Regions from separate parts of the Homo sapiens genome. Here region 2 is linked to region 1. A link is a contact called in ENCODE Hi-C or POLR2A ChIA-PET data. All regions are on one chromosome and are shown on one strand. The core of a region is the stretch at or near the end of the contact, and the rest is flanking DNA. Distances in the headings are between cores, read along the strand shown. Region 1 overlaps LINC01798 (long intergenic non-protein coding RNA 1798). Region 2 has its middle 41 kb from the start of LINC01799.

Region 1 (7,901 bases), core at 5,092-7,591:
TCCATGCACCGTCTAGCTTTTCTCTCCCCCCTTTTTTTCTTCTCCTTCTCCTCCTCCTCCTTCTCTCTCTCTGTCTCTCTCTCTCTCTCCGCCCCCCACTCTCGCACTCCCCCATCCTCCTCTCTCCCCCTCCCTTCGCAGAGCCACAGGAAAAGAGGAAAGTCGGCTTCGACTGCCATCTTTTGGGGATTTCGAAAAACGACTCGGTAGGAAACGGAGGGAGGCGGAGGCGCGGGAGTGGGGGAAACCCCCTTATTATCCAGTGTCGGAACTGGCTCCCTTAATCTGATGCTTAAATATTTGATGTGGAAAAATTACCCATAAAATTAGTTACTAACAATTTCAAATTGAAATCACTTATCGAATTATAAACGCATTAAAGCTGTATGGATGGTATTAGGAGTTCCTCGGGAGGCAGCGGGTGTCTCCTTGAAGTGAGCCAGGCGGGCGAGTTTCGCCCCGGGGAAAAGAGCCCCCAGCCGAGCCCGGGGGCAAGGCCGGGAGGGCGGCGCTGCAACCTGGGCGCAGGGTCCGGGTCAGGGGGATCGAGCGGGCGGCCGGGTCCTGGTGGAGGCTGCGGCTGCTTCGGCTCGCGGGGGCGGGGAGAAGGGGAGGGGAAGGAGCCTTGGTGGGAGGCTCCGACCCCGGAGCAGAGGCGCCTACCAGCAAACTTCGTAGTGAAGTCGAAGGATTCTGAAAAGGAAAAACGCAAGCCCTGCCCTCCCCCTCCCTCTCGCGTCTCCCACGCGGCGTGCAGACTTCGCGCTCGACTTTGCGATCGGGGTTAGTTGCTGTGTGCAGTGTCCCCCAAGTCTGCGGGAGGAGCGGAAGGGTATAGGCTCCAGTCCTGGGGTTGGGCCCGGCTCCGTGCCCCGAGAGGAAATCCAGCGGGCAACTGCGCAGAGCTCCAGCCAGGACGTGCTACCCCTGAGTCCCTCGATGCGCTGGGTCCCGGCCTAGGCCCCAGTGCGTGGGCGGGCAGGTCTTTGCCCAGAGACCACAGCTCTGGTCGCGGGGGGTGGCGGGGGTGGGGGGGCTGCACGGGCGCCTGCCTTACCCTCCTGCCCTCACCCCCATCTGAGTCTAGTCTAAGGGACTGTTGACTTTGTCTCTGGAGATGGGGCGACCAGGGGTCTGCGAAGGAGGTTGTGGAGAGGCACCTCCTGGGTGCAGGTCCGGGCGCTCTTTCCTCGGAACCTCACGGAGTGCTTTGTAGTAGCCTGGAGACTTCCTAATAGACTTTGCCACATCGGGGGCCCCAGACTCCAGAGTCCCATAGTGGCCCTGGGAGCGCGACCCAGAGAGCCTGGGGGCTGGAGGGCACATGGAACGCGTGCACGGCCCACTAGGAGGGCGTTGGGAGGAGAGTGCCCGAGTCTGGAGCCGCAGCCGGGAAGCCGTAGACAGCACCCCGACGCCTTAGGCAGAAGCTCCTCAGGATCACTTTAAAAGCTCTGCAAACTTTCCCCAGCCTTTCGGATACCCTCAGGCCCTTGGCCCACCGGAAGGCAGTAAAAACGTAACTTCATGCTGCAAAGCTCCCGGGTAGGCGCTTGGACGCCGATGGAGAGAGGCGTGGAACTGGGTAGTGGGGCGCCCTGCCTGGCTGGGCACTTTTCCTTGTCTCATTCTCGTCTCCCATGCCATGCCTTACCCACTGGCTGCTAGCGGCGCGTTTCACTTAAGGTGGCCACGGTGCGGAGACTACAGGAGCCTGGGAATCCCAGGGTTTGGGGAAAAAGTAGTGAGCGAGAAAGGTGGGGTCGGGGACCTGAGGAAGACAGCTGATGGCTGGGAGAGGGAGGGCTCCCTTTTCGGCCCGCTCTACCCGCCAAGGAGTCTGAAACATTCTCTCCCTAGGCGGAGCTGAAAGGAAAAACAAACAACGTATTGAGCAATCAGTTCGCCAACATTTGAGCTTTAAAGCGCCTTTGCTCTGAAAATAGTACCCTGGGGGTCTCAGTGGGGAGATGGGGGAAGCATTTTTAGGGCCTTGATTCTGGCTTGCCGCGCCCCACGGGTCACCCCTCCGCGCGCTGCCTCCTGACATCCCGGCGCTCTCAGCCCACTGAGGGGAAACCCGGGCGGTGCAGCCCTGGAGAAAAGGGATTTAGTTTTAAGCCAGTCTCCCATCGATCGGGTCGGTAATTTCTACCCCTGCCCACTCGCAGACACACTCACCTCTACCCTAAAGCATTAAGGTCATTACGCGAGCAATGATCTTAATTTCCAGGCGGAAAACGAGTCCCGGGACCTCGCCGATTGGGGAAGCAGTGAATAAAGTCACCTGCTTCAGGCACCCGCTTGGCCCGCTCCTCCCGGTGGGGGCCGTGTGTGGCAGGGAGCGCCGAGCGGGGGTCCCTAGCTCCACGCCGAGGCGGACCGGGCAGGGGTCAGAAACCCTGTGTCTGTTTTCTGCGGGGTGACGACCTCCTGTAAGGGTGGGATTGCTTTTGCTTGCTTTCCTTCTCCCCTCCCTCTGCCTTTCTTCCTAGGCCTCCCTCACATCTCAGTACTCTTTCTTCCTCCTCCCCTCCCCCAAAGTGGCAAGTTCCCCTTCTCCACCTAGTGTCCAGAGGTTCTGCCCCTCTCCTAGTCCCCCGCTGCCTCAGGGCCGTCGCAGAAGTCTGGTAGCCCGACGCCTTTTTGCGCCCATCTACCTCGCCCACCTTTCTGGGCATGGGTGGGGTGGGGAATGTTCAGTGAGGCCCTTTTGAAGCCGCTTGCTGAGGGCACCCTGAGGCTTTAAAGAACCAGATTTCTCGATTTAGGGACGATCTCTGCGCCCATTGATAACTCCATCCCAAAGAAACCCAGCACAGCAGCAAACACCCCCAGCAGTCGCCTGCTCCTCAGCCCCCGCCTTGGCACAGAGCAGCGTCTGGCACTGCGGGGAGATGGAGGCGAGCCACGCGCACCCGTTCCCTTACTGGCCGACCCGCGAGGCGCCAGCTTGTTCTGGAGACTCAGTTTCCACTGGACAAAAGCAGGGGAAACACAACGCAAGGGCTGTGCAAATCCACGTTCCCGACGCCCCTCCACCCCATCCCAATCTGATTTTTGAGACGTGCATTTTCAGGTAGTCCTAAACTGTGAACAGCGAGCTTTGTGTGTTATCTAGTGGGGGTGGGGATGAAAGGGGAGGAGACTCCCACTGCCCGTTCCAGTCTTTAATGTTTGAAATAACGAAATGCCTTGTGTAGCAGCTGCTGCTTGAGCCAAAACTAACTCTTTGGAAGACGGAAAAGAGTGAAAGGCAAAGAAAGACTGTTCATTTTTTTTCTTTTGGTGCCGTTTGGGATGTCATCTGTTTCCTTGGCGACTGTGTTCAGCCCCCGGAGCCCCTGGGCTCCTGGATTGTTAGGGGGGAAAAGCATGCTATTTCTGCACCGTCATTTATCACTGTCACCGCATAATGATTCCCCTTGCAGCCCCTTATTGATGTTTGTAATTGCATTATCTCATAAAGGAGGATGATCAATGAAACCGAGCCGTGCATTCTGGGGTCAGAGGAAGCCAAAGTACTGTTTGTCCCCTTTAATACAACAAGTACTCATTATCTTTAGGTCTGCATTCAAAAAATGATCTGATCTAGGGCTGACCCTGTCGGACATCCCAACACTTTCTAAAACGCGGTTTGTGTAACCTTTTGCTTAAATGCTAAATCAAGTACCTGTCTTGCATTTCAACGAAACAAGATGCTAAAACTGAATGAAAAAAAAGCATTTCTTTTTTTTTTTTCCCCCTGGGAGGGGTGCGATCGTCTGAAGGTGCATGAGATTTTACACTGTAACTGCTTGGTAATATAATACAGAAAAGGCAATCCCAATCCACATGAGTCCTAATAAATAGAAAAAAAATTGGGGATGAGGGGAAAAAGGCAGGTAGCTGGGAGCTTTTAACAAGGTCGGTACTAAAAGATCAGAATAAAACCACATCCAGTTTAATTAATAATAGCTATAAACTGAAATAATTCCCCATGATTCTGCCCTTGCTTCTCCTTTTTACAGAGTCATATCTCTTCAGTTTAGAGAAATGACTTTTGTGGCTGTTCGATTCTCACAACAACAATAACTAAATCAGTTGCACACTGTTATCTAAAACCATCTACAAACTCCAGCAAATAAAAAGAAGTTCATTTGTCTATTAAGGCAAGCATTTAGTTGAGCAGAAATATCCCAGTAACACTGAATAGAGTTCGTGTAATCCTATGGAAATCAAGTCATCTTGTTGCACTGAAGTAAATGAAAAAATACAAAGGAGAAAAGGTCCAAGTGTAATTGTAATTTTAAACTAAATGCATTATTGGACTGTCACAGTGAAAACGTGATTGTTCGGCTGCGGGGGGGGGGGCGGGGGGCGGCGAGTGGACATAAACTTAGCTCACATTTAACTTAAAGGTTTCAGAAAGGAAATATGTATTCCATATTTGGTGATCATTTGTGGAAAGAGGAGAAATTGAAACAATTCTAACCCATCATTTTAGTATACTAGGGGGAATCATTCCTTCAAAAGCAGAATTAAGCAAAAAGCTTATTTTAAACATTGCAAGTCTGTATTAGCAGAAAAAAAAAGTTTCAAATTTTCTGAAAATGTATGTCCTCTCTATGTTAATAAGATGTTGACAGAGAGAAAGAGAGAGAGAGAGAGAAACTAAGTTCAGGTGTTTTATTTTTTAAGTTCTAGATACTTCTAAATTAACGATATAAATTAATGTTTTACATAAAAAGATCTAAATGAAAAGTTTTCATTATAGTTGAGAAAATGAGTACTTAGAGTGTGCTCTGATAATTTGACACATTGACATAAAACCTTAAATTGAATAATAAAACAAACGGCTAAAATATTCCCCCTTGGAAAAATAACTTTAATAATAAAGCTAGAAAAGTTTTAACTGTGTTGAACCATCACTTTTTTCTCTGGAAGGCAGATTATCCTAAAGAGTATTATTTTCCAGAAATTCTGTCAAGGCACTTTGAAATAATATATGTTTGTATTATTTAATATTCTGACACTTCCGTTCTTTGAAAATGCTCAGACTGGAATGGATACGTAGCCATGCATATATTTAATATAAATGGTATCTTGTCGTTAACATAAAATATTAAAGAGAAAATAAAACTTTGGGCTTTGTCAGTTAAGATAGAATTTTTTAGCATAATACTCTGATTTTCAAAACATAAAATTGAAACCCCTTGATTTTAACCAATCAACACAAGTCTTTCTCTTATTTGGTTGGGGATCTGCATCATATACTCTTTCTATTTTTAATATTTAGTGTTGTAGCCCACTGTTAAAATAATGAAAAATTAGTCTCGTTTCAAAATTATTTATTTATGGAACGAACATGATTAAAACATAAACACACAAACTGCAGCTGCAACAGAAAAAAAACTTGATTTATGGTTATTAAATCTTTGATCGCCATGTTAATGTTTCTTTTTCTACCTTTCATTTGCATTTTAATCTATCGAATCTTTACAGTTTTGCTGCCTCCTATTTCAATGATTGATTACAGATCTGAAATAAGAAAAACCAAGCCTAGCTTTTCTTTTCCTTTCTTCGCTTTCTTTTTTCTCTTTTTCTTTTCCCCCCCTCCCTTTCCCCCCGGGTAGATTTCTGAAACTTTCTCTCAATGCTAATGTAGACAGGACAAATTAATTCTGCTCTTTTAAATGTCAAAGATATAAATAAAAAATGTTTTCTGTCCCAAACGTGAATATTTTCCCAGCTGCTTGTTTTCGAGTCGTAAAAGATCATCCCAGCAAAATGCAATTAACAGCGAAACACACACACATACACTCACACACTCGGCGGTGCGGAATTTTTTTAAAGGACGTGTTGTTCTGAGTTGAAGAAAGGTGAGAAGTTCACCGTCCCTTCACCATCAGTAGCCTCGCTGCGGCTCTCCTCTCTCTCTCTCTCTCTCTCTCTCTCACACACACACACACACACACACACTTGGAGGTTTGGTCCCTAGTTCTATCTGTGATCTAAGTCACACAAACAAAAACAAGCTTGGTGGCAGCTTGTTGTTGTTGAGTGTTGTTGAGTTGATTTCTTGAGATAAGCAGTGTAAAGACAAAAGGGGGAGCGATGCAGGTCTGTTTGTTTTCTTTCCCCGCCGCCCCACTGTCCCTTTTCTCGTCTCCCCGCGCACCTCCCCAGACGCCCTGCCGGGGTGGCTCCGCGGATGAGGCGGTCATTTGCTGTCCGCTTTGCGGGGACGGGTCACTTTCCGCGCTGGCGTGAAAGCAAATGTGGAGCTGCTTTTGGAAGGCGCCGGCCGGACGTCGGCTAGGCTCCTTCTCCCCGCGGGCTGGGGGCCCTGGGGCTCTGCAAGGCTCTGGCTCCGAACAGATTGCGCCTCCCGCCTGGCTGCCAGTAGGAACTGGGGTGGGAGCCGCGTAACTAACAGTTGCGCGCAGGAGGCGAGCCCCAGGTGTGAGCGCAGAGGCTCTCTCCCCAGCCCGCGGGTCTGGGAACCTTTCAGGACGCCTCCCTCCCCAACTCCTACCCATGCGTCTGCTCCCTAGGCCGAGCCCCCCTCGTGAGGTTTTAATGACCGCGGACGCAGGGGAGCCCGCACTTGAGCGAGGACCGACTTCTCTGGCGGGTCCACGCTGCTCGCGCTTGCGTCCGCGGGTAGCGCGCTGTGCCCGGGTCAGGGGGCGAGCTGCGAGAAGTAGGAGGGGTCAAGACCCCCAGAAATCCCTCCATGGGCACACACACAATCAAGAATAGGGTTGAGGGTCTTGAGAGGTAGAACTACCCTAGGCAGGGCTTCTCCAACTCGGCCTTTGGACCCCGCGCGCGCCCAAGGGCGTGCCCACCGCGGAAGCACAGATCATCTTCCCGGGACTGGGTCTCCTGGACCCTGCGTTGCTCCCTTTTTCCTAGCGGCCCCGTAGCTGGCTGCCGCATGTAGGGCGATCTTCATTAACTTGGACGCCCAACGTGATTGAAATAGAGAGGAGGAAAAAACACATTTGATCTGGGCCGACCCTTTGTCTTGAAGCAGATTAGGCAGCCTAGAAATAGGAGGAAAAACAGAAAGTCTAGGCAGGAAAACTTATTGTGTTCACAACATATAAAAATGATCCGAGCGGTCTGGTACCTCAAGGGGTGAAGATAGATCCTTGTAGACGAGTGTGAAGACATGACTGGGAAGATTTAAAGTGAAAGAAACGGCAGATTATTAAGAAAGTAATAGTAAGGTGTCCCATACACTACAGTTTTATTGTTGGGTAGTAACTACCCGATTTATTTATTGCCGGGGCTATATAATAGAGATAATGACCACAAACTCAAGATAAATTCTTATGCGCCCAGCCGGTCAATTCTTTTTTATTTAAGAGAGTGAGCCTGAAGGGTGAGCCTCATCCCCTCCCCTCCTCGAAGATCCGTCTTGCTTTCTACCATATTATAAGCATGACATGCAAATAAATAAGTGCTGCTGGGTCTGTGTGGGTAGGCCGGCAGGATTTATTTCAGGTGACGGAGGAACATACACGGAATATGAATTTCCGCAGGAGTGGCGCCGTGATTCCTTCCCTCTCCCTCTCGGCCGCCCTCTCCTCAGGGTCTCCCTCCTTTTCTGTGGGAGCAGAGAGCATCCCCTGTTAAAAACATTAACGTGTCATGTCTCAGCTCCCTATTCCTTGACATATAGGTCTGGGGAGGGATGGGGGCACTGCAAAATGCAAAACGCATGCCCAAAGTAGGTTGACTTGCTGGGACTGCTCAAAGCGATTCTGGTGGACAAAGAGAAGGGTGAGTTGTAATTATGACTTCCAGTAGGGGAGCAGTATAGGAAGTATGTTAATATCATTTTGAAATATGCACAATGGTCCAAAAGTTTACTGTCCCGGATCTGGCATGGGTCCTCCCCAGCCGGATGG
Region 2 (7,663 bases), core at 2,737-5,236, 280 kb after region 1:
CTGTCAGTAGCACAATATGCATGTGTTTCTCCACTAGATATGACTGTGCTTTGGAACCAATGCTCTGCATTTATCCATTCATCCTTGTCTTCCTTACGTTATAGGCCCGACATGTCCTAGGCAACATGGGGCTCTTTGAATAGCTTTGTGCTTAACTTAAAGAGCTAAGACCTTAGTTTCTGAAACAACAGCACAATTTAGAGTAAATATAATAAACCCTTAGATGTGTGTTGTTATGAAGAGTTTACAAAGGGCTTTCATATCTCTCATTTGAACTTAAGAATAACCACGAGATAGAATTGCACACATTTTATACATGAGAAAGCTGGAGTCCTGCAAGTTCAAATAACCAACTTGAATTCCCGTGTCAAGGCCTAGATTTGATCATTCATGTACGTGTGGACATATTGCAGGAATTCAAAGCAAGATATATTACCAGGGAGGAAAATTTTCTGATTTTCATGGTTGATGTCTAGTCTATACCTGGCCCAGGATGGGCAAAAATGAGTAAGTCATGAATGAAGCATGGTCTCTGCCCACTCAGAGCTTATAATCCAATTGGGAAAGTAAGCCCCGTGTATCAGTAGATAAAGCATAAGTTAGCAAGTAGCAAATGTCATGGTATTGTGCAGTTTTGCTCTTTGTTGTAGGTTCATTAACACAAGGCCTACCACATAGTAGGCTCTCAATAAACATTTGCAAGATAAGTTTTTTTGTACATACAGTCAATTCTTAGGTCCAGGCAAGGGAACAAGGAAATGCATATAACAATCCAAAACCCCCCAAATGTGACTCCACCTATTTATGTAGTTGGCAATTAAAATGTATACTGACTTCTTTCATTGCTTGAGCTGTTTTTCTAATAGCAATTTTTATATAAACACAGCTTTACCTCAGGAAATTGGCTGGGGCACCAGATTGCCAAGAAAGGCTAAAACTATTGTGGGAAACAGCAAAAACAGTTTGCATTTAAAGTAAAAATAGGAATGGAGGAATGACAGGGGAGAACTAGTCACAGATAGCTTGCTGTTGGACCCAAAATGGAAGAGCCGTTTGGAAAATGTTTGCGAAGATAAGATTGCCACTTGATTTTAGGTATTTCTGTCACTTGACCTGATCGCTAGTGGAAGAAAAAACTGGTTTCTTTAAAATATATTGAAAGCTTCTTGAATGAATCTCAATATCCTAGAAAAATTTTTAATTGGGTATACACAAACTTCATCCTACAAATAATAATGTCAGTGTTTCATTAGGATCAATTCTTGTTTTTCAAATTTTGAGAACTTAAGAATTTAGTAGGTCTATGTTTTATTCATCTTCGTCATCCCAGTAGAGAATGCATGAATTAGCAAGTAGATGAATTATATTTTGGAACATTTCTAATCTAATTCCAATCAGAGATAAAGATATAATTGTAAATGGTTTGGCACTATCTTTTTAAAACACAAGTTTTTTTTTTTTTTTTTCTTTTCTTGCCCTGTTGCCCAGGCTGGAGTTCACTGGCTCAACACTGCAGCCTCGAACTCCTTGCCTCAAGAGATCTTCCCACTTTGGCCTCTTAAAGTGCTGGGATTACAGATGTAAGCACCATGTCCTGCCAAACACAAATTCATGGTTATGAGGGGAGAACTCTAGAAGAAGATACAACAGGCTGCAATCTCCTCAACCACTTGAGTGAAACTGGCCCCAAAGCTGAAAGAGTCTAAAACCTTGAAGTAGATGATGCTTAACTCTGATACTCACATGTTTCTTTCTCTTTCTCTTGTCTAGGTCACCTTACAAAGCAATTTATGCCTGATATCTTCACAGGAGCATCTACAATTTAAATTAGGGCAGAGACAGAGCCCTTTGGGGATAATTCTCTAGTAGCCTAATAGTGAATACTGCCATCTTCTCATATGTGAATTTCTACAACAGCCTCCTAATAGGTCGCTCTGCCTCCAGGTCTTGTCCTCTGCAACTCATCTATCACATCTCTCTACACACTAGCTCTTCCTTGCTGATAGAGTAAAGTAGGCCTAGCATCATCTGACATCAACCTGCTTCTAAAACCTAATTTCTAACTTCTCCACTCCAGACTATCCTCTCAGCTCATTCCTTTATAATTATATTCATATTTAATGCTCTTTAAGGCTTTGACCATCTCCCCTTCCTAAAATTGCATCTCCTAGACCATGCATTGCCCTGGCATAAAGTAAAATGCGATACTTACTGAATGGATGGATGGATGGACAGAGAGATTTCATCCTTGCTTTTCTTCCAACCTTAACTCTTACAGAAAGCTTTTACTTTACTAACACATTTTATATTTATTTATCCTTGCTTTGAATCCTAGGCCACTTTTCTCTACCTATTATTTAGCACTCAGCATGTACTGACTTGTATTGTTAATTATTAATTAATTAATTAATTAATTAATTCGATGACCATTGTTACGTTTCTGTAACGTACCAGGTACTAGACTAGGCACTGGGGATAGAAACAAAGGAACTTCCTGTTTATTGTAAGGTGCTTTCAGTGCAGAGGGGAACAGATAAGAAAATCACCAGTCACTGCTTTAAAAGATATACACAGAATGTTGTGTGAACTTGGGAAAATCAAGAGGAGAGGGATTCAATAAAATCTGGGGGGCTCAGGAAATACTCAGTCCCCAAGAGATGATAATGCTTGTTTCATGCATTTGAAATGTGTTTCATTTGTGTGTCTTCTTCTTTCCAAGTCTAACTGGACAGGGTTTTTTTTTTTTGAGATGGAGTCTCGCTCTGTCTTCCAGGCTGATGTGCAGTGGCGCGATCTCCGCTCACTGCAAGCTCTGCCTCCTGGGTTCAACGCCATTCTCCTGCCTCAGCCTCCCTAGTAGCTGGGACTACAGGCACCCACCACCACGCCCGGCTAATTTTTTGTATCTTTAGTAGAGATGGGGTTTTACCATGTTACCATGTTACCAGGATGGTCTCGATCTCCTGACCCCGTGATCCGCCGGCCTCGGCCTCCCAAAGTGCTGGGATTACAGGCATGAGCCACCGCGCCCAGCCAGGGTTTTGTTTTTTTATTTTTATTTTTTATTTGCTGAGGCCTCACATCTAGTGATAATATTCATCCTTTAAATTTTTGAGTTGCTTTACCATGATTAAAGAGATTTTATACCCTTATCTTAATTAGTTATCAAAAAATCCATCTGATTTTTTGGGTATCAGGACAGGTAAAAGAGACCACAAGATCCAAGAGCAATATCCATCCAGTCTCATCTTCAGCATGCATTTAAAATGGAGGTTTTCTGATGCCTATAGAGTGCTCAATCCCACTGAGCAAGTTGAAGGGATGGGGCTATTTAGGGGAGATGGAGATCTTCTGATCTGCCTTTATTAATGGCTCCAAGCTGAATCAGCTCCACCTTACATGATAGCTGATCCAGCCCTTATTTTTGAAAGGGTAAGATTCATTCCCTACAGGGCAGGTAGAAATGACATTTGGAGAAGCCAGCTTTAAGAAACATCTGGAGGTGTGAGGCCAGATAAATGGTATAAGCAAGAGGCATTCTTTTTCAAATGCGTCATAAGAAAGTTATGACAGGAATATTCCAGCTGCAGCAGAGAACTGGAGTCTTCCCAAGGGTAAGGAAAGAGGAGACATTTATGCTGACAAATAGAGATCAGTATCAAAGACTCTCAAGTTTAAAAAGTTAAATTATGATGAGTTTCGGTGCGAGCTCTCATGCCAAAAGAACTTTTCCTTCTAAATGTCAGGTTACTCCTCCTTTACTTCTGCTAGTGGAGTTTTCCTTGTCTTCAGGAAAGTACTATATAAATACGGCAGAAATATGTTCCTGGGTCATAAGAGAAAGAAAAAAAAAATCCCCTTCAAGTTGCAGCACAGTGCAAGTTTGTAATCCCAGAACTTTTCTCCAGCTCTCAGTATCTAATCCGTGAAGCCACTTGGTGAAACTCAAAGATTACATGGTAACTCGACTAATAATTTAAGAGCTGCCAAAAGAAAAAAATATAGTCTCCCCTCCTCCTAAGGAAAGAGCCATGAGTCACAGGCCTAAAATCTCCAGCCTTTAGGCAGCAAATGTAGAAGCACTGAGAAGAAAATATCCAAACTCTTTCAAAACTGGAAGAAACCCAATGTATTGAAGGCACAAAGATTTGTAGCCATCACTCACCCATGTAAGGTCCCAGCACACTCATGAGTCTGAGATGGCCCAAACCAGGGTTATCAATTTTCAGTGGGACAACTTTCTTGAACAGAGGGCCATGAAAATATCAATCTTCTCTGTTCATGTTGCTGTTGATTTGTTTTATCCAAGAGACCCTTAAAAACAAAGCTTTGGAAACTTAAGTGTGAGGCCTGTTTGTCTTAATAGCTTTATTTACTTTATTTACTTGCAAAGTTGGTTCTGGTCTTAGGTTGCAAAGTAATGAAACTGTGGCCAAGATATGTGCATGCATGTTACGATCGATGCATTGGTTAATTCACTGTAGTTTGTTACTGTTATGAAAAATACACCATGTTATCCCTGTATTGAAGAGGATGAATTAGAACACATTGTGGGATTAAGAGCATGGATTTTGAGGTTAGGCAGGTTTGGCCAATCTAATCACAAGTTCCATGACCTTAGACAAGTTTTTTAAACCTATCTAAGAATTGGTTTCTTCATCTGTAAAATGATGGTAACACAAGCTATGAGGTAGAATTACAAGACAGATTTAATGAGATTATATATATATATAAAGCCCTTAGAAGGGTGGCAGGCATATATCACCAGCACTCAATAAAGAGTAGGTGTTATTTTTGCTGCTATAGCTATTGCTACCATCATCTAACTACCATGAACTCTTATTGAATCCATACTCTCATCTAAGACACCAGACTCTTTTTATTCTTCCAGCGATAGTTTATTGGTACTTGTCAATGTTCTAAGCACATGAGGTGCTTTGATCATGGGAATTAAGAGTCCCAAGCTCTATGTGTGATCTCGAGGGTAGTGTATCCTTCTGGTTGAGCCAATTAACAAGAGGGATGGACATGTTGAAGTATGACTAGCAGAATTACTTCAGAATAGTAAAACTAAGTCATATATAGAACACTAAGAAAACTGAGGATATTCAGTAGAGAGAGAACTTGGGAGGAATATCATAGCCCCTTTCAGATATGTGAGGAGTTATAGTGTCAAACAGAGATTGAACTGGGTCAGAGTTTCTCAGTCGCAGTGGTACTGACATGTTGGGTTAGATAATTCTTTGTTAAGGGGGTGTGGTGTTGTCCTGTGACTTATATGGTGTTTAACAGTGCCACTGGCCTCACTATACTCTATATTTCAGTAGCATTTTTGGTAGCTGTAACAACCAAAAATGTCTCCAGACTTTACCAAATGTCTTCTGAGAGCCCAAAATCTGGGAGTCTTCTAGGAGCCAATTCCTTTGTTTGAAAACCACTGGACTAGATTAATCTTATAGAACAGAGCAGAACTATGACTAGTTTATGGAAATGCCCACAAGGATGCTGTTGGTTGATCCCAAGGAGGACCTTATTACTACTATCCAGCAAGTTCCCACAACAGAACAGACACTTCAGAGGGCAGTGAGCTCCCGGTCACTGGAGGCATTCAATCACAGGCTGATAAGTTGCTGGGGTTTTCTTAAATAGAGTGTTCATTTGGGGAAGATGGTTGGTCTTCATTATTTCTATCTTTCTAATTCTCCCATAGTCTACATTCTTTGTAAAATAAATTTCTGTCATTTCAGATGGTCTAGCCCATCCTTAACAAGCAGTTATAAGGAGAGGACTAACATCTAAAGAGGACACCAGAGGTCTGATCTCAGATCCCCTTCTATTTGTGACTTGCTGTTTGTGAATTTCTAAACTTCACTGGGCATAAGGATCCCAGATGCTTTCTCTTATTCAAATCCAACATTTCATGGTTCTGGAATGTTGTTTCCTAACTGTAATGTCAAATCAGAAAAGTTCCCTGTCACTCCTTCTTCTTTATAGTTTATGGTTTAATTGACAATCTGGAGGAACTCTCATTGACTCAGATCTAGAGATTCTGTTGCTGAGGTGCTTAGATCTTAAAACCTGAAGGAGAAGAATGAGATAAAAACTCAAGGTTTTTGGCTGATACATAGGTAGATACTGCCTTTCACTAACAAATAAGGAACATGGTTGAGCCTCAAAACTATTTTCTGCAAAACCCTGATGCTGTGCCCTAGAAGATAATCAATGTATAGTGATTGAATTTAACAAAATAAAGTATCCTTCCATGTAGTGGATTTCATGCCTTAAAAATTCAGCATTTACTGTATGTCTTCTAACACTGTTATGGTTTTCAAATATTTTAAGTTTGGGACACTTTTCATTTTCTATGTGAAGTCTCTAATAGGATTATAATATGTTATCACAGGTCTTGCTTGCCATATAGCTCAATGACCAAGTCTTTCTAATATTAGGAGATAGTATCTACACACTTTCATGTAATGCTAGATGAATATGTCTATTGCAAAGGCAACAAACTGATTTTGAAAGAGGATAATATGTTCTGTAATTGTTAGATCCATGCTCACCTCTTCCTACCGAATTAACCATAACATCATCTGCCTAAAATGTATCCACATCTGTGGTTCAGAGATCTGCCTCATCTGATATCCTCCTTGAGGCTAATAAACAAATCAAAGATGGAACCAGTTCAAACACAAAGAGGCTACAGATAAAAAAGAGAGTATGGCAAGAGAAAGAAAATACTTGAACTTTTCAAGCAAGGATGCCACCCACTTTTAGATTTATAATAGATGGTCCAATAGCATTTTAAAGTGACTGTATCAGTTAGAATAGGCTAGGTTATAATGCAGTAACAACTCCCAAATTTCAGTCCCTTAACAATAAAAGGTTATTTCTTGTTCTTAGCCATCTTGGGTCTACTTTAGTACTGCTCCGTGTTCTGTTTACTCCACAGCCCAGTTGACAGAGCAATTTCTCTTTGGGACATTGCTGGTCATTGAGCAGAGGGAAAAAGAAAGCCTGGAAACCACATACTGGTTCTCAAAGCTTCTGCATGTCAGCGACACATATTTCCTGCATATTTTACTGACTGCAGAAAGTCCTGTGGCCAAGCCCCACCAATAGAGGAGAGAAATGTAATTCTCCTTCATTCAACCTTCAGTATTATAAGCTTTCATGGTCCTTTTCCTGTGGAATTAATCACCGTTCAGCAACAAGCTGAACCATGTAAACTTAAAAAATGGGAGAACACCTGTGTGTGCCCATGCATGATGCAGAATTTGGATCAGCATTTCTTTGTCTGAGGACCTTTTCTTTCTCCTGCTGAGTTGGATGGGGAATCTGAAGCCCTGTCATCTTTCCCACAGCCCCCTGCTATCTTTGAGAGAGAAGGCACCAGCTGTGTTCCCTGATGGAGTGGGGATGGCAGCTGCAAGCTGAAACACCATGTTGTCTCATGTAGTTTCTCTGTCAGTGCATCTATGGATGTGTGACCACCTTGCTAACTAACCACTTGTAGAGGCATTTAAAATCCACATGTCTGGCCTTATTATGGCAAGATCATTCCACAGGAGCTGAGCATGAGTGTGTGGCACTGATGAGCTGCTGTCTGTCTAGTTAGTTTGCCTTTCCAGTTTCCATTGCTTATGACACGAGTGTTGTTGAA

Evidence for each region. A loop is a pair of places that touch in the nucleus more often than their neighbours do. ChIA-PET counts read pairs that join two places held with the same protein, here RNA polymerase II (POLR2A). Pooled maps may share reads with other maps.
Region 2: a map of esophagus muscularis mucosa shows a loop between it and region 1 (2.7-fold over the local background). The contact joins two enhancer-like sites. A Hi-C loop is called at or near these places in 6 of 168 maps with a recorded cell type or tissue (A673, Calu3, esophagus muscularis mucosa and 3 more) and 7 of 50 pooled maps. POLR2A ChIA-PET finds 5 or more read pairs at or near these places in 1 of 52 experiments (A673).

Annotation. Positions count from the first base shown.
Region 1 is chr2:66,575,315-66,583,215 of GRCh38, forward strand. The region is part of intron 1 of LINC01798 (long intergenic non-protein coding RNA 1798); the gene reads left to right. Among named protein-coding and RNA genes, the nearest start is that of LINC01798, 5.2 kb to the left of the region's middle. RefSeq lists enhancers at 1-405, 2,920-4,529. Within about 2 kb of position 6,342, at least 14 of the 41 ENCODE cell types and tissues checked have a DNase peak (open chromatin) inside an H3K27ac peak, as active enhancers do.
Region 2 is chr2:66,859,470-66,867,132 of GRCh38, forward strand. No RefSeq gene overlaps it. Among named protein-coding and RNA genes, the nearest start is that of LINC01799, 41 kb to the right of the region's middle. Within about 2 kb of position 3,987, at least 3 of the 41 ENCODE cell types and tissues checked have a DNase peak (open chromatin) inside an H3K27ac peak, as active enhancers do.